Linked DNA regions of Homo sapiens: region 2 is linked to region 1. A link is an interaction called in ENCODE POLR2A ChIA-PET data of the cell type or tissue named here. Cell type or tissue: HepG2. All regions are shown on one strand. Links, peaks and the distances in the headings refer to the core of each region. The heading gives the core; the rest is flanking DNA. Region 1 has its middle 22 kb from the start of CD2BP2. Region 2 holds the start of ZNF48 (zinc finger protein 48).

The links. ChIA-PET counts read pairs that join two places held together with the same protein. Peaks named below come from ENCODE experiments on the same cell type or tissue, not always from the same donor. Only the 100,000 strongest peaks of a DNase experiment are listed, where the experiment ranks them.
Region 2: POLR2A ChIA-PET joins it to region 1 with 20 read pairs; 20 of 35 experiments call an interaction of 5 or more read pairs at or near these places.

What each region holds. Positions count from the first base shown.
Region 1 is chr16:30,325,649-30,340,207 of GRCh38, reverse strand. It overlaps the pseudogene SMG1P5 and the pseudogene LOC100421031. Among named protein-coding and RNA genes, the nearest start is that of CD2BP2, 22 kb to the left of the region's middle. RefSeq lists an enhancer at 4,277-4,376 and a silencer at 4,607-5,426. In HepG2, for the core only: a CTCF peak has its summit at 3,995 (motif pointing left); DNase peaks (open chromatin) are centred at 4,017, 4,737 and 5,410; H3K4me3 peaks cover 3,958 bases.
Region 2 is chr16:30,385,014-30,399,952 of GRCh38, reverse strand. ZNF48 (zinc finger protein 48) reads right to left here and starts at 4,533. Exons shown (of 3, transcript NM_001214909.2): 1 at 4,375-4,533; 2 at 4,080-4,173; 3 at 1-2,623. The coding sequence starts at 4,158. The coding sequence ends at 846. RefSeq lists enhancers at 637-1,180, 3,515-4,111, 6,113-6,613 and silencers at 4,082-4,341, 4,432-4,621. In HepG2, for the core only: CTCF peaks have their summits at 4,233 (motif pointing left) and 4,606 (motif pointing right); DNase peaks (open chromatin) are centred at 4,205 and 4,652; H3K4me3 peaks cover 2,902 bases.

The DNA of each region.
Region 1 (14,559 bases), core at 365-8,364:
GGCATGGAATCAAAGACGCCAAGTCCCCTGCCCCAGGAGGCCAGTATTTGCCCCTAATTCACATGGGCACAGTCTGGAAGGAGACCCCCTCTCCCCAATGCATTCTCAGTCTCCAGGTTTGATGGTGGTTCAGCAAATCTCAAATTCCTTCCCCCTTGACCTCCATGGGAGGAGCTATCCCCTCCCCCATTGTCACTAGGCTTGGCCACCTGGTGACCTGCTTTGACCACTGGGACATTAGCAGACATGACGTGAGCAGTAGCTTGGAATACATGGGCACCGCTGGCCTCACCCTGTGAGTGCCTGCCCTCCGCCGTGAGAAGAACAGGCCTCAGGTGGCTGCAGAGGGAGGATGAGAGATGCAGTGAGCAGGCCTGGACCCACCCAGAGTGGGGAGCCCAGCCCAGCCACGCTCAGCCCGGGGGGAGCCAAACGCAAGAAGACTTACACACACCTGAGCAGGAATAGCCAGTAAAATGTCCAACAACGTGCAGCGGTGTGCTGGTTGAGGTTTAATAAGCCGTTCTCCCAGGAATTTAGAATCTTCAATTTCTAGGGTTTGCCAATGACTGTGGTGTAAACACTTTCACCATGGCCAATTTTAAGTTACCAACGTAATGTTGCTGATCACACACTTAGGAACAGATGGGCACTGCCAGTGCATGCCCTGAAACATGATTAAAAAACGCACTGAAACATGACTAGAAAACATGATTAAATGATCCCTAAAATTATTATTATTTTTTTTTCTTAGACAGAGTCTTGCTGTGTAGCCAAGGCTGGAGTGCAGTGGCCTGAGCAGGACTCACTGCAGCCTCAAATTCCTGGGGTCAGCGATCCTCCTGCCTCAGCCTCCCAAGTAGCTGGGATGATAGGTGTGTGCCACCATGTCCAGTTAATTTTTTAATTTTTTTTTTTTTTAGAGATGCGTTCTTGCTATGTTGCCCAGGCTGATCTTGAACTCCTGGGCTTGATCTGTCCTCCCACATCAGCCTCCCAAAATAGTGCTGGGATTATAGGCATGAGCCACCATGCCTGGTTCTGAAATTATCACTGAACGTTTTGTAACTCTTTGACTTTTCTCTCAAGGCCAAACCACCAGTGATTTTTCAATAATTTTTAGTAACAATATTCTTTTCCCAAATGAAATAATCTTCAGAATGCCCATAAATAAAACACCGACATAGAAGGATGAATTCCTTACGATGTTCCAATCTTCTCTGCTTGGCAGAATATTCTGTTCTTTGTGGAACTCTGAAATGATTTGGCAGAGCCCTCTGTTCACTGGGAACAGATTGAGGACCATGGTGTAAATGGATTTAGGTGCCGATACAGAATATGACTCTCTCTAGCACAAGATGTAAGAGGACATGTTGCCATAGTAAGAAATGGAATGCTACCTGCTGCCCACTGACAGGGAAATGCTTAAATAGACACAGGGCACCCACCGCTGCCTGTGTTAGCAACAGCAGCAGCTGGCGTCTAGCAAGGGCTTCCTGGAGCCATGTGCTGTCCCCAGCCTTTGCAGGCCCCACCTCGGACCCTTCTCCCAACGACACTGCGCAGTAAGCACCATTATCAACCCCCTGTTACAGACGACAAAACTAAGGCTGGGGGAAGTTAAGAAAGTCACAGAGGGGACAGCCGGGCGCAGTGGCTCACGCCTGCAATCCCAGCACTTTGGGAGGCCGAGGTGGGCAGATCACCTGAGGCTGGGAGTTCAAGACCACCCTGAGCAACATGGAGAAACCCTGTATCTACTAAAAATATAAAATTAGCCGGATGTGGTGGCGCATGCCTGTAATTCCAGCTACTCGGGAGGCTGAGGCAGGAAAATTGCTTGAACCTGGGAGGTGGAGGTTGCGGTGAGCTGGAGATCGCACCACTGCACTCCAGCCTGGGCAACAAGACAGAAATTAGTCTCAAAAAATAAAGGAAAGTCACAGAGGGGCAACAGCCATAGAGCAGTGGGGCCAAGATTCCACCTAGGCAGGCTAGCGCTCTTAACGGTTGTACTAAGAATAAAAAAGGGAGGTGGGTGAGGTGACTCATGCCTGTAATCCCAGCACTTTAGGAGGCCGAGGCAGGTAGACCACTTGAGGTCGGGAGTTTGAGACCAGCCTGGCCAACATGGCGAAATCCAATCTCTACTAAAAATACAGAAATTAGTTGGGCGTGGTGGCACACGCCTGTAGTCCCAGCTACTTGGGAGGCTGAGTCAAGAGGATCGCTTGAACCCAGGAGGCAGAGGCTGCAGTGAGCCGAGATCGCACCACTGCACTCCAGTCCACAGGTGTGGACCCCAACAGAAGGAATGAGTGGAGCTCACCGACAGTTTGGGGTGGGCCAGGCTTTCTACATGCATCATGTCATCCTTCCATGGCCCTGGAGAGAAAGTCTGGCCACCCCCATCTCGAGATGAGGACACAGAGGTTTGGGGGTGAAGACCTGCCGAAGCTCCACCTCAGCAAGCGTCAGTAGCACCGCATGCCTGGGGTCTGGCTCCTAAGCCCATGCTCTTTCAATGGCCCAAACATGGAACGCGTGGAAGATTTGAGTTAGAAGAGAACTTGGCAGCTGCCAAAGCAGCCTCTCATTCTACGGAGGAAGCACCTGAGACCCAGAAAGAGGAAGGGCCTCGTCCAAGGTCACAAGGCACTGACCGTGAAGCCAGGAGGGGCTGGCATGGGGCAGTTTCTTGGCAGAGTTGGCTGAGTGGTTTATTTGCTACAGGTTTGCTTGGAAGCGTTCTTTGCCGAAGAGTTTAGGAGCGATCGTGACTGGTTAGTGCAAGCCATTCCGCCGGGTCTGGATGGTGAGTCATGCCAGTGTGTCCTGTGCGAACACGGACTACCCGCCTGCTCCCGGCATCTTGCCCTCCCCAGGACCCCTGAAACGGAGGCTAAACGATTCACCCAAGGTCACCAAATACAAGAGAAAAGGAGTGTGGCCAGGCACGGTGGCTCATGCCTGTAATCCTAGCACTTTGGGAGGCTGAGGTGTGTGGATCACCTGAGGTCAGGAGTTCGAGACCAGCCTGGCCAACATGGTGAAACCCCATCTCTACCAAAATACAAAAAATTAGCCGGGTGCGGTGGTGGGTGCCTGTAGTCCCAGTTACTTTGGAGGCTGAGGCAGGAGATTCACTTGAACCTGGGGGGCAGATGTTGCAGTGAGCCGAGATCATGCCATTGCACTATAGCCTGGGCAAAAGAGCAAAACTTCATCAAAAAAAGAAAAAAAGAGGGCCGGGCGTGGTGGCTGACGCCTGTAATCCCAGCACTTTGGGAGGCTGAGACGGGCGGATCGCGAGGTCAGGAGTTCGAGACCAGCCTGGCTAACGTGGTGAAACCCTGTCTCTACTAAAAATACAAAAAATTAGCCAGGAGTGGTGGCATGCGTCTGTAGTCCCAGCTAGTCAGGAAGCTGAGGCAGGAGAATCGCTTGAACCCGGGAGGTGGAGGTTGTGGTGAGCCGCTGAGATCGCGCCACTGTACTCCAGCCTGGGCCATAGAGCGAGACTCCATCTTAAAAAAAAAAAAAAAATAGAAACAGAGTGGAAATCTGAACCCGTGTGGCTCGGGATGGTCTCTACTCTCTCATCTTGAAAGACCCCATCAGCTAAGACAAGGATCCAGTTGCATTTGGGAAATTTGAGGCTCTACTTACAAGTGTTACTGCTGGTTCGCCGCGCACAGGAACGCTGAGAACACCATCACCCTGGCCTCATCGAACGACTCCAGAGAGGGGCCCACATCTGCTCAACCCAGGAGAAAGCTGAGGTCTTCCAAGTGTTCTTCCCCAACATCTTAGGTCTGTTCCCACTGACTCCAATCTGAAGAGGGTGATGTTCCCTGCTGTCTGTTCTCACTTTGATCAGGACCACTGTGGACTGGCGTGTACCCACCTCTTTTTGTAGAAACTCATCCCAATCCCTGAGCCTAATGGTTAAAGTTCAACCCATGCCTTTCCCAATGGGGTGGGTCCACAGGGACTAGTGGCCTCTGCTGGGGACAGGCCGCTCAGGTCACTGGGCTTTGATCTGGCAAACAGGAGCACAAGTCTGCCAGGGAGCTACAAAAACTTTACGGTGGGGCTGTGTGAGCACCAGGGGATTACGCGGGGGGTGGGGGCGAGTGGATGAGAGCAGAGTCCCGGTTTCTTTCATGGGGTTGACCCTGTGGTTTGGGGCTCCGGGACACTCAGTACCAGGCACAAAGCCACGGTGTGCGTGTGAGGAGGGACTGACAGGCAGGCTCAGAAGTACAGGAATGGGACTGGCCAAAGCGCTGCTGGGTAGACAGGCTGGGGGAGCAGGGAGCTTCTGTCCACCCACCAGGGCTCCTGAAGTCACAGAGTCCTTGCTTGCCTCAAAATAGGTGCGATTTGATTCATTCATCCTCCCCGGAAACAAGATGCCCTGTGGCTTGGGACACTTCCAGGTCATGCCGGCTGTCTTGGCATAAACATTAACGGGGCCACCTTTCTTTCTTTCTTTTCTTTTCTTTTTTTTTTAGGCAGAGTTTCACTTCTGTTGCCTGGGCTAGAGTGCAATGGCGTGATCTCAGCTCACTGCAACCTCTGCCTCCCAGGTTCAAGCAATTCTCCTGCCTCAGCCTCCTGAGTAGCTGGGATTACAGTTGCCCACCACCATGCCCAGCTTCGCCGTCCAAGAGCCTGGGGCCGTGGGGGGCGGGGCTGCCTGCTATCGGCCCCGCCCCGCCGACAGGACCCGCCTCTCTCCCCAGGCCCGGCGGGGCCGACCCCGCCTCTCGCTCCCAGCTTGCCGTACGACAGCGGCGGCGCGGCGGGCGGAGCCGGGAGGCGGGGAAGCAGTGGCCGTGTGAGCGTGAGGAGCTGCCGCCACCGCCTGCTCCTCGTCCTCCTCGTCCTCCGGGGCCCCAGCGTCGTGGGCCGCGCACGGCCCTGGAAGAGACGTCGCCTCGCCTTCATCCGCCTCTCTCACCGCGCCGCTCCCTCGTCCTGCCCTGCGGGCTCAGGCGGAACCCGGAACGGCCGTCCTCTTCCCCCGCCCTCCGCCGCCGCCTCCTCCTCCTCCTTCTCGGCTTCCTCCTCAGCCCCGGGCCGGAGCGGGGTGTCGGCGGCGGCCGGTTCGGGCGGCGGCGCTTGGCCATGTCGTGTCGGGGAAGGTAATGAGCCGCAGAGCCCCGGGGTCTCGGCTGAGCAGCGGCGGCACCAACTATTCGCGGAGCTGGAATGACTGGCAACCCAGGTGGGTGACCGGCCCGGGACCCCGCCCCGACCTCCCGGGCTCCGCCTCGGGCGGGCCGAGGCCTAGGGCCGCGGGGCTGGGAGGCGCGGCCTAGGCCCTCCACCCACCGGAGCCGGGCGCGGCTTCCTGGGTCTCCTCCTCCCCGGCTAGGGGAGGAAGGCCGCGGGGAGGCGAGGCCTAAGTGCCTCTCCCCTCCCTGCTTGTTCAGCCCGGGGCTGAAGCCGAGCCCCGGGGCTCCCGGCGGTGGCACTGACCTAGGGTCGGGACCAGGAGGTGAGAAAGAGGCGGGGGTGGTGGGGGGGGCATTCCACTTACCGCCTCCCCCTGACCCCGAGTTGGGAGATCCTGAGAGTCCAGGACCCTCCCTGTTACTCATTCACTTTCTCGGTTCCCCAGTCTTTCAGCCGCCACGTGAGAGCTCTTGTAGCCTCTGTTCCTTTCTGTGACCCCCACATGTTAATATTGAAAAAACCAAAACAAAACTCCAGCCAAGGCATTGCTCTGACTTTAGGCAGAACATTCATTAGTGGAGCATGAGATGAGATTGTGTGACTGTTGATGGGATCGACCCACTCTGGTCTTGGGCGATGGAAGTTTTCCCTAAGTGCAAGGCCGGTTACTCTGGTGAATCGTAATTCATACCTGGACACTTGAGTGAACTCTTTGGGCACCCACTTAGAAGTCTAGAGAATTTCCTCTTTTATGGAGGATTTGATCTCAGACCGTTTTGGGGCTTAGTTAGATTTGAATATATTAGGAACATTAACTTTTTAAATAAATGTAATTTCCTATCTTTTTGATCAATGGGGGGAGGGTAGCTGTGCCTAATTTAGGATTGATTTATTCTAACCTCTCTTACTAAATAAATGCTTGTATTCAGAGTCTGTTTGGAATTTAACCCAATGCTTAGAACTCCTTAAATATACAGAAATATATTTTAGGGGCAATTGATTCATGGAACTCTCCTGCTTTGGAGCACAATTGTATTATAATTGTCCGGAAACTGGCCAGATAATGTAGAACGCACAAGTTGTTGAGAAGCCCTTTTGTTTCCTGATAGTTACATGTAATTCCAGCAGTATTTGGAAATAATTTGCTAAGATGTTAGAATGTAACATTTGAAGACTCATTAGAAAAATCAATAAAATTATCTTTGGCTAATGGGTAGTACACATCTTAGTCTGTTTAATATGCCTTTCCAAAAAAAACTGTGTCTGTTGAGAATTGGTGTATATAACTAGATGACTTTAATAATTAGTGCCTGAGTCTAGAATTGAGATGTTTAGTCGTAAAAAAAAATATTGTTCGATAAACAGCGTTGGCTTGTCTTGTACCACTTAAGAGTTTGTGAGTGCTTTAAATAAAATTAGTTAAGTATTTTTCTTCCTATGATTGACATGCTTAGTTTTGCCTTTTTATTGAAATGTGTGAAATTTGATTATCTGGCATCTAACAAATCAGGTGGTAAATGAATGACAATGGATTTTCTATTATTTTTCAGTATTGTGATCAGTATAAGTATATAAGAGAATTTAGTAACCTTTTAGAAGAATAAAGTGCCTTCCCAAATAGTCCTACAGCTTTTGTAAAGTGTAAATTGTAGTTTATAGTTCTAAATAAATAGAGAAGAGTCGCAGCCACGTGCTAGGGCCAGCTGACTTCATTGCTGACAGGTATGAAGCCAAATGGCTTATGTAGTTATGGAATATGTACATGAGCTATTAATAAATATTATCCATGTTGTTTCTTTCAAGTGCTTTATTTCTCGGCTCTGGGGAGGGGCGATGTGGGAAGGGAGGAGCTTACAAGAAAGCTTGCAAGGTTTCTTTGAAGCTGTGCTTTTTGTAGGAAAGTTTCAGGATGTAACGCCTTGGTAGACGATACTGTGATACATTTGGTTACAGGGAGTAACAGTTTGTTAGGATGTTGGAAAGATTTGATTTTCTCCTGTTGTAGAGGGAACAGGGAAGTGTGGACATACCCCATAGCATAACTTGATTTGTTGCTAAGATTGTCATAGCTGATTTGTTAGTCAATAAAAATACCTGGGGTGTTTGCCAAGTCATAAATTTTTATTAGTTAAATTTGAGGTGATTCCGTCCCCTATTCCGAAAGATGACAGACTCCAGGTAACTGACGGAATGGATCTTGATCTTGCTTCTTACTTAAATGAAGGTTTAGAACATCTTCAGATGCAGGCACATTTATTATGGTTCATCTGAATAATTTTGGTGAAAATTTTTTTGCCTCTTATGTACCATTTTGTCCCTGGTGTTTTGGTTCTGTTTTCCTTGATGTAGGCTTTTTTTTTTTTTGTCTTCCTGAGATGGAGTCTTGCTCTGTCTCCCAGGCTGGAGTGCAGTGGTGTAATCTCGACTCACTGCAGCCTCTGCCTCCTGGTTACAGGGAAAAATTCTCCTGCCTCAGCCTCCTGAGTAGCTGGGATTACAGGCGTCCAGCTAATTTTTGTATTTTTAGTAGAGACGGGATTCCACCATGTTGGCCGGCCTGTTCTTGGACTCCTGACTCAGGTGATCCGCCTGCTTTGGCCTCCCAAAGTGCTGGGATTACAGGTGTAAGTCACCGCACTCAGCCGATTTAGGCTTTTGAAAAAGCAATACTTGTTGATTTCTTTTAGTGTTAGTTTGCCAGTTGGTGTGGAAAATGACTGTTGAGTCAATTTTGACCACACATGATACTTCACACATACTGACAAGAAGTGTTCCAGGTGGCTGAATACGTGAATGTCATATGGCAAGAGAGCAAACCCGTGTTCCATAGAAGCATACCTCCAACAGTAAGCATTTATATGGCACTGGCTTATAGTCTTCCTTTTCATTCACTGTGCTCTCAGTCAACTCTTCTGTCAATTTTTTTGAGACAGGGTCTTGCTGTGTCACCCAGGCTGGAGTGCAGCGGCACAGATACTTGGCTTACTGCAGTCTCGACCTCCCAGGCTCAAGCCTCCTGCCTCAGCATCCACAAGTAGCTGGGGCTACAGGCGCTTGCCAACAGCCTGGCTCATTTTTGTATTTTTTGTAGAGATGGGGTTTTCACCACGTTGCCCAGGCTGGTCTTGAACCCCTGAACTCAAGCAATCTGCCCACCTTCAGCCTCCCAAAGTGTTGAGATTACAGGTGTGAGCCACCGCACCCGACATTTAAGAATGGTTAATAGGCCGGGGGCAGTGGCTCACGCCTGTAATCCCAGCACTTTGGGAGGCTGAGGTGGGTGGATCACCTGAGGTCACGAGTTCAAGACCAGCCTGGCCAACCGACATGGTGAAACCCCGTCTCTACTAAAAAAAATAAATAAATAAATTAGCGGGATGTGGTGGTGCATGCCTGTAATCCCAGTTACTCGGGAGGCTGAGGCAGGAGAATCACTTGAACCTGAGAGGCGGAGGTTGTAGTGAGCGACATCACACCACTGCACTCCAGCCTGGGCAACAGAGCAAGACTCCTTCTCAAAAAAATAAAAATAAAAAATTAAAAAAAGAATGGTTAAACAAATGAGTGGTCTTAGGTCAGTTGTATTATTTGAAATCTGTGGGTTCCTCAGGCATAAAGTTGAGAAGGTTTTGGGAACCACTGGATGCCTCTGGGTTTTTTCATATGAAGAAACAGGGGTGGTGGCTTCTTAGAACAAAGGGATATCTGACCTATGGAGGTTGCCCTCTTTACTCCTCTTCCCTAAAAAAATGACCTATCATTGCCAATAGCTAAAGTCTGTCATTTTTTCCACCTTAGTTTGGAAGATAATCTTCTAGTATCAATCAAGACAGAGATCAGAATGATGTGTTTTAAAATTAAATGTGTAATTCATAATTGTACATTTTAATATTCTAAAGTGACATTGATTAATTTGACATTGGAGTCAAATAGATTGATTAATTCAACAAAAGAGAAGGCATTCAAGTCAACAGAAAACAAGTAGATTTTACTTTTCCACTCGGGGTATTAGGACATTAATTGTGTAATTGGTCTTACTTGTTTAGTAGTAGATCTGTATTGAGTGTCTTACTGTGCCCAAACTTAGGATCTTTCTGTATTTCTAAAAGGATGAAACTGTATAATAAAAACACCTTCCAATTTTGGTAGATTGTAGACAGAGCAGAGTATTCAAAAGTATACACATCTTCTCTATTGTGAAAGACCAAAAAATGGAAATATGTTGTGAAATTAGAAAAGCTGTATACTAGTATGTCTGATGTTGTGAGAAGCTGGATTTTTGAAACCAGAGTTGTCTATTCAGCCTTTTATCAGTCTGTAGTAAGTTTGATGTCCATAGGTACATAATATAGGGAAATACATAAAGGATAAAATTAAGTGAAGTTACATATTTTATACGTATTAGGTGGGTGCAAAAGTAATTGCAGTTTTGGCAAAAACCGCAGTTACTTCACACCAGTCTAATTTTAAATGGAACTAGAGTCAAATAGAATTTAGCGATTGCCAGTTCTGTTCCACAGATTTCAAAGTACACTAAGGAAAATTTCAGCAAATTGTGTATGGCAGTTTTACTTGGAGGAGAGTAAAACAGCCATAATAAACTAAAAAATAAAAATTAAAACTAAAGGAACGTTTGTTTTTATGTTTTTCTTTTCTTTTCTTTCCTCTTTTTTGAGATATGCTCTTGCTCTGTTGCCCAGGCTGGAGTGCAGTGGTGCAGTCACTGCTCACTGCAGCCTTGACTTCCTGGGCTCTGGGAATCCTCCCGCCTTAGCCTCCTGAGTAGCTGGGACCACAGGTGCATACCACCACACCTGACTAATTTATTTATTTTTCCTCTCTCTCTCTCTCTTTTTTTTTTTGAGACAGAGTTTTACTTTGTCGCCCAGGCTGGAGTATAGTGGCACAATCTCAGCTCACTTGCAACCTCCACCTCCTGGTTCAAGTGATTCTCCTGTCTCAGCCTCCCAAGTAGCTGGGAATACAGGTGCATGCCACTATGCCCGGCTAATTTTTGTGTTTTTAGTGGAGATAGGATTTCACCATGTTGGCCAGGCTGGTCTTGAACTGCTGACCTCAGGTGATCCACCCGCTTCGGCCTCCCAAAGTGCTGGGATTCCAGGCGTGAGCCACCACGCCTGGCCGCCTCTCTCTTTTTCTGAAACAGAGTCTCACTTCATTGCCCAGGTTGGAGTGCAGTGGAACCATCTCAGCTCACTGCAGCCTCCACCTCCCAGGCTCAATAAGTCCTCCTACCTCACCCTCCCAATAGCTGGGACCACAGGTGCATGTCACCACCCCCAGCTACTTTTTTTTGTTTTCTGTAGAGACGGGGTTTTGCCATGCTGCCTGGGCTGGTCTTGAATACCTAGGCTCAAGTGATCCTTCCTCCTTGGCCTCCTAAAGAGCCAGGATTACAGGTGTGACCCACCATGCTTGGCACGCTAATTTTTTATTTTTATTTTTTTGTAGACGTGGGGCCTCCCCATGTTGCCCATGCTGGTGTCAAACTCCTACTCCATTATGAAATAAGTCATTCCTTATGAAACACTTAGTAATTGTATCTTTAAGTTGAACCTTCCCCTCACTCCAACTTTTTTTTTTTTTTTTTTTTTTTTTGAGACGGAGTTTTACTCTTGTTGTCCAGGCTGGAGTGCAATGGTGCAATCTTGGCTCACTGCATCCTCCGCCTCCCAGGTACAAGCTGTTTTCCTGTCTCAGCCTCCCAAGTAGATCAGATTACAGGCATGTGCCACCACACCTGGCTAATTTTTTTTATATTTAGTAGAGACGGGGTTTCACCGTGTTAGGCTGGTCATGAACTCCTGACCTCAGGTGATCCACCTGCCTCGGCCTCCTAAAGTGCTGGGATTACAGGTGTGTGCCACTGCACCCCGCCTTTTTTTTAAAGACATAGTTTCACTCTGTCTCCCAGGCTGGAGTGCAGTGGCACGATCTTGGCTCAGTACAACCTCCACCTCCTGGGTTCAAGTGATTCATGTGCCTCTGCCTCCCGAGTAGCTGGGACTACAGGCGCATGTCACCAAGCCCGGCTAATTTTTGTATTAGAGACAGGGTTTCGCCATGTTGGCCAGGCTGGTCTCGAACTCCTGACCTCAAGTTCCCACCTTGGCTTCTCAAAGTGCTGGGATTACAGGAGTGAGACACCGTGCCTGGACCCCCCAACCCATTTTGTTTTGATTCCTTTATAAATTAGTATAATGGAGGGTTTTTTTGTTTGTTTTTTATAACAGGTAATGAAATACTCTAATTCAGTAAATATTGATGCTTCTAGGGAGATGTGTGTGTGTGTGTGTGTGTGTGTGTGTGTGTGTGTATGTATATATATATAAATTTTTTTTTTTTTTTTTTTTTGAGATGGAGTGTCGCTCTGTCGCCCAGGCTAGAGTGCAGTGGTGCAATCTCGGCTCACTGCCAGCTCCACCTCCTGGGTTCACGCCATTCTCCTGCCTCAGCCTCCCGAGTAGCTGGGATTGCAGGTGCCCGCCACCACGCCTGGCTAATTTTTTGTATTTTTAGTAGAGATGGGGTTTCACCATATTAGCCAGGATGGTCTTGATCTCCTGACCTCGTGATCTGCCCGCCTCGGCCTCCCAAAGTGCTGGGATTACAGGCATGAGCCACTGCGCCCGGCCATAAATTTTTTTTTTTTGAGATGGGGTCTCGCTTTGTTGCCCAGGCTGAAATGCACTGGTGCAATCTTGGCTCACTGCAACCTCGGCCTCCTGGGTTCAAGCGATTCTCCTGCCTCAGCCTCCCGAGTAGCTGGGATTACAGGCATGTGCCCACTACTCCTGGGTAATTTTTGTATTTTTAGTAGAGACGGGGTTTCACCATGTCGACCAGGCTGGTCTCGAACTTCTGACCTCAAGTGATCTGCCTGTCTTGGCCTCCCAAAGTGCTGGGATTACAGGCACAAGCTACTGCACTGGGCCATGGCCAGGATTTTTATGACTTGTAAAACCACTGTCTTCAAGGAGGCTATAAGTTATTATGGGAGAAAAGTAAAGGGCTTTGTAAAGGGGAGAGCATGTGGATTTTGTGATGTAATTCTCAGTATACCTTCCTTCCTTCCTTTCTTTCTTTTTTTTTTGAGACAGTCTTGCTCTGTCACTTAGGCTGGAGTGCAGTGGCATGATTGACAGGGTTTCGCCAGGTTGGCCAGTCTGGTCTTAAACTCCTAACCTCAGGTGATCTGCCCGCCTTGACCTCCCAAAGTGCTGGGGTTACAGGCCAACATGGTGAAACCCCGTCTCTACTAAAAATACAAAAATTAGCTGGATGCAGTGGTGGGCGCCTGTAATCCCAGCTACTTGGGAGACTGAGGCAGGAGAATCGCTTGAACCCAGGAGGTGGAGGTTGCAGTGAGCCAAGATCATGCCATTGCACTCCAATTTGGGTGACAGAGTGAGACTGTCTCAAAAACAAAAACAAAAACCTGGAGGGTTAGAGGAGGGAAATGGGGTGATGGAATTGGTCTGTACAATTTTCACTGTGAATTTGGGGGAGAATCCCCCCCAAAATAGAAGAAAATTAGGATAAGGCCAGGTGCAAATTGTCAGTGTGTAGAGGAATTGGGTACTTATGAGGAGTAATACAAATAAGAGGTGAAGCTGAAGCACTGGGTTGGGGACCCTATTGTAGACCTTTAATCATAGTTCAGGTGTTTTTTTGTTTGTTTGTTTGTTTGTTTGTTTTTGGAGACAGAGTTTTTGCTCTTGTTGCCCAGGCTGGAGCACAATGGTGCCATTTTGGCTCACTGCAACCTCCGCCTCCCGGGTTCAAGCAGTTCTCCTTCCTCAGCCTCCCAAGTAGCTCTAGGGATTACAGGCACGCACCACCACACCTGGCTAATTTTTTGTATTTACTAGAGACGGGGTTTCACCATGTTGGTCAGGCTTGTCTTGAACTCATGACCTCAGGTGATCCACCCATCTCGGCCTCCCAAAGTGCTGGGATTACAGGCGTGAGCCACCACCCTGGCCCAGTTTAAGTGTATTTGGAGTGACTTTAGGGAATCATTGAAATTTTACCTGCCGGAAAGTGGCACAATTTAGGAAGATTAAATCTAGTTGCTTCTTGAAAAAGTGTGTGGGCTGGCCGTGGTGGCTCATGCCTGTAATCCCAGCAGTTTGGGAGGCTGAGGTGGGTGGATCTCCTGAGGTCGGGAGTTCGAGACTAGCCTGACCAACATGGAGAAACCCCGTCTCTACTAAAAATACAAAATTAGCCGAGTGTGGTGGTGCATGCCTGTATTCCCAGCTACTCGGGAGGCTGAGGCAGGAGAATTGCTGGAACCTCGGAGGCCGAGGTTGTGGTGAGCTGAGATTGCGCCGTTGCACTCCAGCCTGGGCAACAAGAGCAAGACTCCGTCTAAAAAAAAAAAAAGGAGTGTGTGTGTTAGAGTGCGTGCACACACGTGCAGGAGAGATCGCAGTGGGAGGCAGTTAATTGGAACAATATAGAGAAGGGGCTGCTAAGGACCTGAGTATTATGTTTATATTTAACAATTTAAATTAAGATAAGGCTGTGTATGGTGGCTCACACCTGTAATCCCAGCACTTTGGGAGGCCAAGGTGGGTGGATCACCTGAGGTTGGGAGAGACCAGCCTGACCAACGTGGAGAAACCCCGTGTCTACTAAAAATACAAAAATTAGCCGGGCGTGGTGGCATATGCCTGTAATCCCAGCTACTTGGGAGGCTGAGGCAGGAGAATCACGTGAATCCGGGAGACGGAGGTTGTGGTGAGCCGAGATCGAGCCATTGCACTCCAGCCTGGGCAGCAGGAGCGAAACTCTGTCTCAAAAAATAAATTAATTGGCCGGGCGCGGTGGCTCACGCCTGTAATCCCAGCACTTTGGGAGGCCGAGGCGGGCGGATCACGAGGTCAGGAGATCGAGACCATCCCGGCTAAAACGGTGAAACCCCGTCTCTACTAAAAATACAAAAAAATTAGCCGGGCGTAGTGGCGGGCGCCTGTCGTCCCAGCTACTTGGGAGGCTGAGGCAGGAGAATGGCGTGAACCCGGGAGGCGGAGCTTGCAGTGAGCCGAGATCCCGCCACTGCACTCCAGCCTGGGCGACAGAGCGAGACTCCGTCTCAAAAAAAAAAAAAAAATAATAATAAATAAATAAATTAATTAATTAATTAAGGTAAAAGTGTTCAGCTCAATATGTGAGAATTTCCATAAGCAAAAGCCCCTCATTTGTTATCTGGTGTTGATTGAGGATGATTACTAAAGTGATACCTTTTATCTGCTCAATCTTCATGTTAGACACATGTATGGAATGTCATTTAAGTGTCATATAAAATGGAGTGTGGTCCATGGTGTCTGTTGGGAACATTGAATTGTT
Region 2 (14,939 bases), core at 1,164-9,163, 59 kb before region 1:
GGTAAAAAGACACATGGAAATGTGGCTGCCAGGCCTCAGAGCATCCTGCCCTTTTCCCAAACAGCTGGCCTCTGCTATCCACCAGGACTTGGGCTTGGCATCCAGGCTGGATACCATGAGAGCACCTTCTGTCTCTGGTCTATTCTGCCAGTGTCTCCGTGTCAGGGTGGGTTGGCTCCCTCCAGGGCACAAAGGTCTGGGCTCTGTCCAAGAGTGCCCCTCCATAGGGGTGGGTACCACCATGCCACACAGCAGTATTTGCCCCATCCGGATGATCAAGATACCCCTGCCTCATCCTGTTACCTTAAATTCCAGAAGCCCCATCTCTGCAGCTCAGAAGGTAAACAAACCCTGGTTCAGGCATTGGTCTCCCAGAGCAAGGTTGGGAGGCATCAGTGGTGCAATCAGCTCACTGCAGCCTCAAACTTTTGGGCTCAAGTGATTCTCCCACCTCAGCCTCCCAAACTGCTGGGATTACAGGTGTGTACTACCTGCCCAGCAAGGGGAAAGTGTCAGTTCTTAACAGATGAGGCAGCAGGAATTTAGGGTTGAGTCCTTAGGTGAAAGCCAGTTTATTTATTCAACAAGTATTGAATGCCTACTGTGTGCTAGGCAGTCTTCTAGAAGCCAGGGGTACAGCCCGTCCTGGCAAGGTCCTGACTCAGCCCAGCCAGGACAGTTTCCTGAGCTTCAAGGTTACTGTCTCCAATCCCTATTTCTATCTATTCTTCCTCCCCTTTCTTCCCTTCCTTCTCCCTCCCACCACCTCCCAGGCCCTTTCTTCTCTGCTAAGCGGCAGAGCCCCTCCCTTTGGTCTCCTGGGCCTCCGCCCTCCCTGGACCGCGTCATTCCAGTCCTGTTGCTGCCTCCTGCTTGAGGGGCCTTGCCCTACCATCCCCTATCCCAAAGGGCGTCAGGACCAGGTGCCCACGCTGGTGCTTGATGCGGGCAGAACTGTCACCAAAACCCTTGCCACACTCTGCACACTTGTATGGCTTCTCCCCCGTGTGTGTACGCCTGTGTTTGACCAGATCTGAGCTCCGGGGGAACTCCTTCCCACAGAAGCCACACACGTGGGGCTGGCTGGGTCCAGAAGGCTGGGCCCGAACTCGGGGTCGAGGGGCCATGGGTACTGGGCCAGGTGGGTTATGTGGCCGCAGCAGAGTGGATGGTGGTGGTGGCCGGGCCCGTTCACCACGGTGGGTGCGGAGGTGCTTGACTCGGGCTGAGCTGTCAGCAAAACCCTTGCCGCATTCAGGACAGAGGTAGGGTTTCTCCCCTGTGTGCACACGATGGTGTTTCACCAGGTCAGAGCTTCGGCGGAAGCCCTTGCCACACTCAGGGCACTTGTGGGGCTTGTCGCCCGCCAGTGGTGGGGGTGGCTCCCCAGCCTGTGGGCCCCCAGGCTCTGGCTCCAAGCCAGGCAGGCCAAAAGGCTCACCCGAGTGTGAGGGACTTCGAGGTGTCAGCGGGGGGCTGGTGCCCAGAGGAGGTGGGGGTGGGCTGGGGATCAGAGCGGGTAGGGGATAGCCTGGGAAGCTGAAGTCCTGGGGCTCCATGTGAGTGAGGCGGTGGCGAAGAAGGGTGGAGCTGAGGCTGAAGGTACGGTCGCATTCCGGGCAGGCATGGGGCCTCTCGCCACTGTGGGTGCGGAGGTGTTTGACTCGGGCGGAGCTGTCCGCGAAACCTTTGCCGCACTCTGGGCAGAGGTAGGGCTTCTCACCCGTGTGCACCCGCAGGTGCTTCACCAGGTCGGATCCCCGGGCAAACTCCTTTCCACACACATCACAGCCAAAGGGCTTGGGCCCCAAGTGACTACGCTGGTGACTCAGGAGGCTGCAGCTGAGCACAAACCTCTTGCCGCAATCAGTGCAGATATATGGCTTGTCCTGGGCCTTCGGTCCCTGGGTAGCTGCCGTGGCTGCCCGAGATGGCTGCCGTCGGGGCACCACTGGTCGGGGGGGCTGCTCCCCCCGGTGTGTCCGCTGGTGCTTGATGCGGGCGGAACTGTCGCCAAAGCCCTTGCCACATATGCCACACTTGTAGGGCTTCTCACCAGTGTGTGTCCGCTGGTGTTTCACCAGGTCAGAACTCTGCCGGAAGCTCTTGCCACATTCACCACAGATAGTGGGGCGCTCACCAGCAGGGATCCGGGACCGAGGAATCTTTGGGGGACCCTGGGCTGGTGGCCGGGCTCTATAGGGCTTCTCCCCACTATGAGTCCGCTGGTGTTTGATCCGGGCAGAGCTATCCCCAAAGCCCTTGCCACAGACCCCACACTTGTAGGGTTTCTCCCCTGTGTGGGTCCGCTGGTGTTTCACCAGATCTGACATCTGCCTGAAGCTTTTGCCACACTCACCACACACAGCGGCCCGATCACTACTAGCCTGGCCCCAGCGTGGTTCACCCAGGAGCCGGGGGCCTCTGTCCCGAGGCTGAGGCTTTCCTAGACCCTCTCTCTGGACCCATAAGTCATCCCAGTTCTGGATGCCTTCAGGTTTGAGAGAGGCATTTCCTACTTCATGATCTGGAGCCAAATCTTCTTCCTTGAACCCCAAGTCATCTTCCTGTGGGGTATGTTCAAACTCATTCGGCTGAGAAATCACGTTCTCACTCCCTAGACCTGAGGAAAGAAAAGGAAGTTGTAGACCCTCCCCTTTGGCTCGGTACTTATCTTTGACAGCAACCTCTCCAGGAAGACTCCCTTGACAATCTGTGGTCACAGGAACCCCAATCTCTCTGTCCTCTCAACCTCTGGTGCACTTACTATCTGTGCCTCTCAATAAAAACTTCTTTTTACTGTGCCCTTAATGTATGTCATTCACCAAACTCAGCATTAGTATTAAACGCTTGCAAACAATACTATAACACTATGACTATCCCCATATTACAGGCATGGAAAGACTCAGAGAATTTAAGTCCTTTTGCTGGAGGTTATAAAGGTTAGAAAGTAGCAAAGCCAGGCCAGCAGGGTGGCTCACACCTGTAATCCTAGCACTTTGGGAGGCCGAGGTGGGTGGATCACTTAAGCCCAGGAGTTAGAAACCAGCCTGGGCAACATGGTGAGACCCTAACTCTACAAAAAAAAATACAAAAATTAGCTGGGCATGGTGGTGCACACCTGTAGTCCCAGCTACTGGGAGGCTGAGGTAGGAGGATCACTTGAGCCCAGGAGGTGGAGGCTGCAGTGAGCTGTGATTGTGCCACTCTAGCCTGGGTGACACAGTGAGACCCTGTCGCCAAAAAAAAAAAAAAAAAAAAAAAGTAGCAAAGCGTGATGTCTAACTAAGGTCTCTCTGACACTCAAGCCCGTGTTAATCCCTACATTATATTGTCTATTTGGAAAACTTGGTATTTGCTATTATTATTGTATCTTATTATATTAGCCCATTCGGTAATTTATTACATCAGTTATCCTGTGTGTACCTGAGAGGACCCAGGCACACATCCCTTCCTCAAGAAGCTTAGGGTGGTAGGAGAGATAAGATTAAAGTATCAATGGTTATAATTGTGGGTGCAGAATAACTAGAATAACTATGTTGTCACAAGAGAGATAGGAGATAAGGAAATAGGAACCGGCATTACGGCAGAGCGAAGAGAAAATAATGGAGTGGAATGGAAGATAAGGTGTCAAAGGATGTTGGGACTAACCTGAGCACGCACGGTTTGGATTGGACACTAGCTAAGGCTTTTAATTAGGAGACTGGGGGACGCTAGGGAAGGTTTTCCAGAAGAGACACAGGATTATATCTGGACTTAGATCAAGCTGGCGAGAGAATGCATCAGTGGAGAGAAAGGGGCAGAGAGGAGGCTACTGCAATTGCCAGGATAAAACAGAATGAAGCCTGAAGTAGGGCAGAGGCAGTAAGGATGAGGAAGGCCGTGAGGGAGGGGACAGAGGCCGTGAAGAGCCCCTCCCGGCCTGGCGCACAGTTGGTGCTCCGAAAGCTCCCCTCCCCCTATCTCCCCAGAGGCACAGCTCACGTCCGATCTTCCAGGATCTCGGCCGGCCACAGCCAAGCATCGCAGTCCCCACCGGCCGTTACCTGTCCGTGGCGGCGCACGGCCGAGGCCCTCACCTGTGCGGGCGCCTCTCTGTGGCTCCCTCTCCTCCGGGCGGTGGAGATCTGGGCCCCAAGGCTCTACCGCGCGCTCCATCGCCGGCACGCCGCCCTGAGCAAGGGGACAGACAGCATCCCGCGGTCACGCAGCCATGTGTGGCCCGCGGCGCCCTGCCGCTGCCCTCTGCCGGCCAGCGCGGGCACCGGGCGGCGTCGGGTCCCAGGTACGGGCGCGGCTCCCGGTGCCCCCTGCCCGCGCCGCCGGCCGCCCCTGCACCTGCTGCTCCTCCCAGCGCGCAGCCGCCGCTCTCACCTTGCCGGCCGCCTCCGGCTCCGCCACCCCGGCGCCCTCCGGAGCTCCTCAGCGGGGTGCAGGCGCCCGAGCCGCCAGCGGCTCCGGGATGCAGGCTCCGCGCCAAGCCGGGAGCGGGCTCGGACCCAGGCGTCCCGGGGGCGGCCACCGGGGGCGGGGACGGGAAGCGGAAGCGCGGGGCCGCACGGAGCCGCTCTAGGACCTTGGAGGAGCTGCGGGCCTGTGGGGGTCGCCCGCGTCGGCGGTAGCTCTGTGGCCGGCGGGCGGCAGCGTGCGGCCCAGGGGCTACTCTAAGCCGAGGCCGGCGGCCCGAACTCGGTGGTATTAACCGTGTGCCTCCTGGGCTGCAGCTGGGTGGTGAGGCCCGAGGCTCTTCGTAATTGTGGCTGTGTGTCTCCAGCCACCCGCGCCGACCTCCCCGGCCGGCCGACAGCGCCAGCCACTCCGACCTGGGAGAGACAAAGAAAGAGGGATCCAAAGACGGACCCGGGGAAAGGGGTGGGGGAGAGACCAAGGCAGACAAAGGGCGGCGGAGACCCCAGACGGGGCGGGGCGGGGCGCCGAGACGTGGGAAACAAAGCGGGGCTGGTCCGAGAGGCCGAGGGCCCGGGGTGGGGGTGGGTATGGAATGGGGGCTGGGCTGGGGAGACCGAGGCAGGAGCAGAGGCTAGAGGCAGACACCGGGTAAATGCTGCTGGAGAGATGGAATCAGACCTGGGGCCCGGAACAGAGACCCTGAGCCAGAGACTCACATCAGAGCCCTGAGTCACAGAGGACGCAAAGGCAGAGAGAGACCGAGGGACAGCGGCTGACCAAAAATAAGGGGAGCCAAAGATTAGCCGCTAGAGACAGAGACGTAGAAACGGATAAGAGATAAAGTCATTGACGCAGAGTCCGAGGAGCAGTAAGAGGCTGGGAGCCTGGAGAGTAACAGGCCCAGAAGCAGAGGAACAAAAGACGATAGTGAGCGAAACGGGCAGAGACAAAGAGAAAGAGACACAAAGAAAGAGGCGGCCAGAAAGACTCCGGACAGGTCGGCAGCCCTATAGAGGCCAGGCTCAGGGAGAGGCTGAAGAACAAGCCCTGTTTCCCATCCTGGTGGGCCCCTGGCTGGAGCTGTGTTTCCAGGTTCCCAGGCCCTAGGAGCAAGATCCCAGTATCCGCTCTCTGGGCGGGCTTGGTTTTGGGGTGGAGAGAGTGTCTGGAGGTGTCTTCAGCCCCTCTGCCAATGATGGTGGGGGTAACTGTGGTTTATGCATTAATTCACATTTATTAGCATCTTAGTGCTAAGCCAAGAGTTGGGGATAAAAAGTTGAAACACCTGCAAGATTTGTCCTTGGAGAGCTACCAGTCTAAAGGAGCAAGTACACAAATCACTGAAATTAGAGAATTTAGCTGGGCCTGGTGGCCTGCCCCTGTAATCCCAGCTGAGAGGATTCCCTGAACCTGGGCATTCAAGGATGCAGTGAGCCATGATCGTGGATCGTGCCACTGTACTCCATGCTGGGCAACAGAGCGAGACCCTGTCTCTTTAAAAAAAAAAAAAAAGAGAGAGAGAATGGGCTGGGCCCAGTGGCTCATGCCTGTAATCCCAGCACTTTGGGAGGCCAAGGTGGGAGGATCACTTGAGGCCACTAGTTCGAAACCAGCCTAGGCAAAAAAGTGGACCTTGTCTCTACAAAAAAAAAACAAAAATTTAGCAGCGCATGGTAGCACATATCTGTGGTCCTGGCTACACTGGAGACTGAGGCAGGAGGATCACCTGAGCCCAGGAGGTTGAGGCTGCAGTAAACCATATTTGTGACACTGCCCTTCAGCCTGGGTAATAGAGCGAGACCCCATCTAAAAAAAAAAGAGAAAGAAAGAGAGACTGTTAAGGTAGTTATATGGACCCGGCCAGGTGCAGTGGCTCACACCTGTAATCCCAACACTTTGGGAGGCCGAGGCAGGTGAATTACATGAGGTCAGGAGTTTGAGACCAATCTGGCCAACATGGTGAAACCCTGTCTCTACTAAAAATACAAAACTTAGCAGGGCGTGGTGGCACGGGCCTGTAATCCCAGCTACTCAGGAGGCTGAGGCAGGAGTATCACTTGAACCTGAGAGGCGGAGGTTGGAAAGAGCCGAGATCACGCCACTGCATTCCAGCCTGGGTGACAGAGTCAGACTGCGTCTCAAAAAAATAAATAAATAAAATTTAAAAGGCCGGGTGTGGTGCCTCACACCTGTAATCCCAGCCCTTTGGGAGCCAGAGGCAGGAGCTCACTTGAGGTCAGGAGTTCCAGACCAGCCTGGCCAACATGGTGAAACCCCATCTCTACTAAAAATAAAAAAATTAGCAGGGCGTGGTGGCAGGCGCCTGTAATCCCAGCTACTTGGGAGGCTGAGGCAGGAGAATCACTTGAACCCCAGAGGCGGAGGTTGCAGTGAGCTGAGATCGCGCCATTGCACTCCAGCCTGGGGGACAAGAGCGAGACTTCATCTCAAGAAAAAAAAAAAAGAGTTATATGGACCAATTCACGATAGTGTGGGAGAACAGGAAGGGTTCTAGTTTGTAGTAATGAATCTCTGTGTGCCTGGCATGCATGGATGTTAGCACTGACAGAAACAGGGACCAGAAATCAACACATACCTATTGATCACTAGCTAATACCTAAACACTGTCCTAGGCCCTGGAAATAAAGAAACTCTTCAGGGAGCTCTTGGCCCAATAGGATATGGAGTTGTCAGATGGTGTGACAGGTTCTATATTGACTGTATGGACAAAATTTTATAGGAGTGTAGCGCACAGAGATACCTTCTGTAGTGTTCAGTGGGTGCAGATACTGTCTTTAAAGCCATTTATGCAGAGTGTGGTTCTTGGCCTTTGTCACTTAATTGCTACTTGACTTTAGGGAAGTTACTTAAGCTTCTGTTTCCCAAACTGTAAAATAGGGATGATAACAGCTAACTTTGATGGTTGAGGATGAATATGTGTAAAGCACTTAGCAAAAGTATCAGCTATTACTCTAATTGGTTTGATTTCGGCAAAGTCCAGACTCTGCCTGGAGTGGGGGCTGAATGAACAACTCCAGGCAGTGGGGGCTGAATAAACAGTGGGCCACATACTAATTGAAAACCTAATATGGGCCAGGCATGGTGGCTCACGCCTGTAATCCCAACACCTCGGGAGGCTGAGGTGGGCAGGTCTCTTGAGTCCAGCAGTTTGAGACCAGCCTGGCCAACATGGTGAAAACCCATCTCTAAAAAGATACAGGGCCGGGGGCGGTGGCTCACTCCTGTAATCCCAGCACTTTGGGATGCCGATGTGGGTGGATCACGAGGTCAGAAGATTGAGACCATCCTGGCTAACACAGTGAAACCCCGTCTCTACTAAAAATACAAAAAAATTAGATGGGCGTGGTGGCAGGCGCCTGTAGTCCCAGATACTCAGGAGGCTGAAGCAGGAGAATGGCGTGAACCTGGGAGGCGGAGCTTCCAGTTAGCCGAGATCGCGCCACTGCGCTCCAGCCTGGGCGACAGAGCGATACGCCGCCTCAGGAAAAAATAAAATAAATAAAAAGATACAAAAAAGTTAGCTGGGAGTGGTGGTGCACACCTGTAGTCCCAGCTACTTGGGAGGCTGAGGTGAGAGGATCTCTTGGGCGCGGGAGGTGAAAGTTGCAGGGAGCTGAGATCATGCCACTGCACTCCAGCCTGGGTGACAGAGCAAGACCCTATCCCACCCCCACCCCCCCGCCAAAAAAAAAGGAGAAAGAAAAGGAAAGAGAAAGAAAACCTTAGGCTGGAATCAGTGGCTCACGCCTATAATCCCCACACTTTGGGAGGCTGAGGCAGGTGAATCACCTGAGGTCAGGAGTTCGAGACCAGTTTGGCCAACATGGTGAAACCCCATCTCTACTAAAAAATACAAAAATTAGCCAGATGTGGTGGTACGCGCCTGTAATCCCAGCTACTCGGGAGGCGGAGGCAGGAGAATCGCTTGAACTCGCGAGCCGGAGGTTGCAGTGAGCTGAGATCACACCACTGCATTCCGTTCTGGGCAACAGAACAAAACTCTGTTTAAAAAAAAAAAAAGAAAAGAAAAAGACTGCCAGGAGCAGTGGCTCACGCCTGTAATCCCAGCACTTTGGTAGGCTGAGGCGGGCGGATCATGAGGTCAGGGGTTGGAGACCAGCCTGACCAACATGGTGAAAACCTGTCTCTACTAAAAATAAAAAAATTAGCTGGAGGTGGTGGTGCTCACCTGTAATCCCAGCTACTCAGGAGGCTGAGGCAGGAGAATCATTTGAACCCGGGAGGCAGAGGTTTCAGTGAGCAGAGATCACTGCACTCCAGCCTGGGCGACAGAGTGAGACTCCGTCTCAAAAAATAAAAATAAAAGAAAACCTAATGTGTGCTAGAAGCTTGAGATCCAAAGATGACTATGGATTACGACCTATCTTCAGAGAGGAAAATAGAGAATAGTTCCGTTTTAATGTGCCGTGAGTTTACATATTAGGAAAGCAGTGAAAGATGAAGATAGAATGTAAGTTTATTCGGCCGGGCGCAGTGGCTCACGCCTCTAATCCCAGCACTTTGGGAGGTCAAGGTGGGCAGATCACGAGGTCAGGAGATCGAGACCATCCTGGCTAACACATTGAAACCCTGTCTCTGGCCAGGCGCGGTGGCTCACGCCTGTAATCCCAGCACTTTGGGAGGCTGAGGTGGGCAGATCACGAGGTCAGGAGATCGAGAGCATCCTGGCTAACACGGTGAAACCCCGTCTCTACTAAAAATATAAAAAAAAAATTAGCCAGGCGTGATGGCGGGCGCCTGTAGTCCCAGCTACTCAGGAGGCTGAGGCAGGATAATGGCATGAACCCAGGAGGCGGAGCTTGCAGTGAGCCGAGATCACACCACTGCACTCCAGCCTGGGCGACAGAGAAAACTCCATCTCAAAAAAAAAAAAAAAAAAAAAAAAAAAAAAAAAAAAAACCCGTCTCTACTAAAAATACAAAAAATTAGCTGGGCGTGGTGGCAGGTGCCTGTAGCCCCAGCTACTCGGGAGGCTGAGGCAGGAGAATCACGTGAACCCGGGAGGGGATGTTGCAGTGAGCCCAGATCGCACCACTGCACTCCATCCTGGGCGACAGAGCGAGACTCCGACTCAAAAAAAATAAATAAATAAAAATAAAAAAGAATGTAAGTTTATTCATTTGTTCCACAAACATTTCCTGGGTATCCATCAGGTACTGGGCATTTGTGCTGGGAAATAGAAGAGGGTATAAATGGTCAGCATGCCTGCCATATTCATTTGCAGAGCTGCCTAACTCTGACTTTGAGAGGACAAATCCTATAGTTATTAGATCTGAACTTGAATTAATGTCTAAAGATATAGAAGTCCCTCAAGGGATGCAAGGGGTGGGGAAGAGGTAACTGTGAAGACATGATGGCAAGATGAAGAAGAACTAATACGGGCTGGGCATAGTGGCTTACACCTGGAATCCTAGTGCTTTGGGAGGCCAAGGCAGGAGAATCATTTGAGGTCAGGAGTTTGGGACCAGCCTGGCCAACATAGTGACCCCATCTCTAAAAAGAAAAAAGAATTAGCCAGGGATGGTGTTGCAAAGCTATAGTCCCAGCTACTTGGGAGGCAGAAGTGAGCCCAGGTGTTCAAGACTGCAATAACCTATGATCGCACTACTACATTCCAGCCTGGGCAACAGAACAAGACCCTGTTTCTAAAAAAAAAAAAAAAAAAAAAAAAAAAAAAAAAAAAACTAATCCAAATGACTAAATAATTACTAAATGGGAAGAGAGCTGTCCACCACACACTGCCCTATATGAAACTCAAGGTACTGCCTTCCTTTGTCAAAGCAAACAAGCCCCAAATATCATATGAATGATTCGCCATAATTAGTTGGAATTAATAAGCATGGAAATGGACTATGGTGTCACTGTTAATTCATATAAACTCTACATTTAACACAATGACCAAGCAAGAGCCTTTTTTTTTTTTTTTTTGAGACAGAGTCTCACTCTGTTGCCCAGGCTGGAGTGCAGTGGCACGATCTCGGCTCACCACAACCTCTGCCTCCCAGGTTCAAGCAATTCTTCTGCCTCAGCCTCCCAAGTAGCTGGGATTACAGGCGCGCACCACCATGCCCAGCTAATTTTTGTATTATTATTATTTTTTTTTTTTTTTTGAGATGGAGTCTCGCTCTGTTGCCTAGGCTGGAGTGCAGTAGCACAATCTCGGCTCACTGCAAGCTACACCTCCCGGGTTCACGCCATTCTCCTGCCTCAGCCTCCCGAGTAGCTGGGACTACAGGGCCCACTACCACGCCCAGCTAATTTTTTGTATTCTTAGTAGAGAGGGGTTTCACCGTGTCAGCCAGGATGATCTCGATCTCCTGACCTCGTGATCCGCCCGCCTCAGCCTCCCAAAGTGCTGGAATTACAGGCATGAGCCACTGTGCCCAGCCAATTTTTGTATTTTTAGTAGAGACAGAGTTTCACTTTGTTGGCCAGGCTAGTCTCGAACTCCTGATCTCATGATCCGCCTGCCTCAGCTTCCCAAAGTGCTGGGATTACAGGCGTGAGCCACCACACCCGGCCACAAGAGCCTTTTTTGCAGGGTTGTTTTCTTTTTGTTGTTGTTTTTGTTTTTATTTTTATTTATTTTTATTTTTAATTTTCTTTTGAGATAGAGTCTTACTCCGTCGCCCAGGCTGGAGTGCAGTGGCGCAGTCTCGGCTCACTGCAACCTCTGCATCCTGAGTTCAAGCAATTCTCCTGCCTCAGCCTCCTGAGTAGCTGAGATTACTGGTGTGCGGCACCACGCCCGGCTAATTTTTGTATTTTTTTTTTAGTAGAGATGGGGTGTCGCCATGTTGGCCAGGCTGGTCTTGAACTCCTGACCTTAGGTGATCCACCCACGTTGATCTCCCAAAGTGCTGGGATTACAGGCGTGAGCCACCGCGCCTGGACTGTGGTTGTTTTTTTTGAGACAAGGTCTCGCCCTATTGCCACTGCACCTGGCCTGGCATTAATATGTACAAATGCTTAAAATATATAACTTCCTGGGCCGGGTGCAGTGGCTGTAATCCCAGGACTTTGGGAGACCAAGAAGGGAGGATTGTGTGAGTTCAGGAGTTCAAGACCAGCCAGGGCAACATAGCAAGATCTTGTCTTTACTAAAAATCAAAAAGCTTAACTGGGTATGGTGGTGAACACCTGTAGTCCCAGCTAAAACAAACACAAAAACTAAAACAAAAACAGATAATGTACATGTGCATGTATCATAGAAAGATGTAGAGAACAGGCCTGGCGTGGTGGCTCACACCTGTAATCCTAGCACTTTGGGAGGCTGAGGTGGGTGGATCACCTGAGATTGGGAATTCGAGACCAGCCTGACCAACACTGAGAAACCCCATCTCTACTAAAAATACAAAAAAAATTAGCCAAGCGTGGTGGTGCATGCCTGTAATCAATCCCAGCTACTTGGGAGGCTGAGGTAGGAGAATCGCTTGAACTCAGGAGGCGGAGGTTGTGGTGAGCCGAGATCGCGCCATTGCACTCTAGCCTGGGCAACAAGAGAAAAACTCCCTCTCCAAAAAAGAAAAAAAAAAAGATGTAGAGAACACATGAAGCAACAAAAGCATGTTTCCAAAGTTATAATGTGACCCTATTTTTATAAATATAAACAGTGTGTATACATATATATAGGCGTACGAGAAGGATAAATACTAAAATTGGGTTATAGAAAGATAGTGATTGGGAGGCCAAGGTGGGCAGAGCACCTGAGGTCAGAAGTTCAAGATCAGCCTGGACAACATGGTGAAACCCTGTCTCTACTAAAAATACAAAAATTAGTCAGGTATGATGGCAGGCATCTGTAATCACAGCTAGTCGGGAGGCTGAGGCAGGAGAATCACTTGAACCCAGGAGGCAGAGGTTGCAGTGAGCCGAGATCGCGCCATTGTACTCCAGCCTGGGTGACGAGGAAAACTCTGTCTTTTTTTGGTTTTGTTTTGTTTTGGAGAGGAAGTCTCACTCTTGTCCCCCAGGCTGGAGTGCGATGGTGCGATCTCCACTCACTGCAACCTCTGCCTCCCGGGTTCAAGTGATTCTCCTGCCTCAGCCTCCCGAATATCTGGGATTACAGGCATGCGCCACCATGCCTGGCTAATTTTTGTATTTTTAGTAGAGACAGGATTTCAACATGTTGGCCAGGCTGGCCTTGAACTCCCGACATCAGGTGAACCGCCCACCTAGGCCTCCCAAAGTGCTGGGATTACAGGAGTGAGCCATGGCGCCCCGCCGAAACACTGTCTTTAAAAAAAAAAAAAAAAGGCCGGGCGCGGTGGCTCACGCCTGTAATCCCAGCACTTTGGGAGGCCAAGGCGGGCGGATCACAAGGTCAGGAGATCGAGACCATCCTGGCTAACACGGTGAAACCCTGTCTCTACTAAAAATACAAAAAAATTAGCCAGGCATGGTGGTGGGCACCTGTAGTCCCAGCTATTCGGGAGGCTGAGGCAGGAGAATGGCGTGAACCCTGGAGGCAGAGCTTGCAGTGAGCCAAGATCGTGCCACTGCACTCCGGCCTGAGTGACAGAGCAAGACTCTGTCTCAAAAAAAAAAAAAAAAAAAAAGGCCAGGTGCAGTGGCTCATACCTGTAATCCCAGCACTTTGGGATGCCGGAAGTTCAAGACCAGCCTGACCAACATGGTGAAACCCCATCTCTACTAAAAATACAAAATTACCTGGGCGTGGTGGCACATGCCTGTAATCCTAGCTACTCGGGAGGCTGAGGCAGGAAAATCACTTGAACCCGGGAGGCAGAGGTTGCAGTGAGCCGAGATCACACCATTGCACTCCAGCTTGGACAACAAGAGCGAAACTACAAGGGCGAAACTCCATCTCAAGAAAAAAAAAATGGTGATATCACATTAAAAAATATATTTTTTTCGAGGTAGGGTCTGGCTCTGTCACACAGACTGGACGATCCTCCCACCTCAGCCTTCTGAGTAGCTGGGACCACAGGTGCATGCCACCATGCCCAGCTAATTTTTGTATTTTTTGTAGACATGGGGTTTCACCATGTTCCCCAGGCTGGTCTCGAATTCCTGAGCTTAAGCCATCCTCCTGCCTCAGCCTCCCAAAGTGCTGGGATTACAGGCATGAGCCACCACTCCCGGCCCACATTTAAATGTTTATATTTCAATTGCATTTTATAATTTTTCTATGAAAACATGTGTTGGTTGTACAATAAACAGATAAATATATATCATCCTAAATTTTGTATTTTTTTTGAGACAGGGTCTCGCTCTGTCACCCATGCTAAAGTGTAGTGACACCACAATGACTCATTGCAGCCTCAAATTCCTGGGCTCAAGTGATCCTCCTGCCTCAACCTCCCAACTAGCTGGGGCAACAATTGTGCACCACGATGCCCAGCTAATTTTTTTTTTTTAATTTGTAAAGACAGGATCTCACTGTGTTGCTCAGGCTGGTCTCAAACTCCTGGCCTCAAGTGATCCTCCCACCTCGGCCTCCCAAAGTGCTGAGATTACAGACATGAGCCACTGCCTGGCCTACATGTTATCCTCTTTTTTATTTATTTTTTTAATACAGATCGGGTCTTGCTATGTTGACCAGACTGGTCTTGAACTCCTAGCCTCAAGCAATCCTCCCACCTCAGCCTCCCAAAGCACTGGGATTACAGGCGTGAACCACCACGCCCAACATTTTTTTTTTTCCTTTAAACATGTTATTCTGTCAAAGGCTGTTGAATAACTCAGAGAAGAGTTGATCAGGGTCTGAACCCAAAGCAGGTTAATGGCATGGAGAGTGTGAAGAAAAGGGGACCAATTTTTCTGAAGGATAGGTGGGAATTGGAAACTCACTGGAAACACTTGTGGGGAGTGAGAGTGGGAGGAGTTCAGAAAGTTTTTTTTCCTTTTTTTTGAGACAGAGTCTTGCTCTGTCGCCAGGCTGGAGTGCAGTGGTGTGATCTTGGCTCACTGCAACCTGCGCCTCCTGGGTTCAAGTGATTCTTGTGCCTCAGCCTCCCAAGTAGCTGGGATTACAGGCACGCGCCACCACATCCAACTAATTTTTGTATTTTTAGTAGAGACGGGGTTTCACCATGTTGGCCAGGATGGTCTCGATCTCCTGACCTTCTGATCTGCCTGCCTTGGCCTCCCCAAGTCCTGGGATTACAGGCGTGAACCACCACACCCGGCTGATTTCAGAATTTTAACTAAGACCATAGAGATGCTCAACCTGGTGAGAGATGCAGGAGGAAGGCCGGTGGTGGAGTGCTGAGAGGTAACATGATCCCTGCCCTTTGCTTATTTATTTATTTATATTATTATTATTATTATTATTATTATTATTATTATTATTATTATTTGAGAAAGAGTTTTGCTCTTGTTGCCCAGATTGGAGTGCAATGGCACAATCTCAGCTCACCGCAAACTTCACCTCCCAGGTTCAAGTGATTCTCCTGCTTCAGCTCCCGTGTAGCTGGGATTACAGGCATGCGCCATCACGCCCTGCTAATTTTGTATTTTTA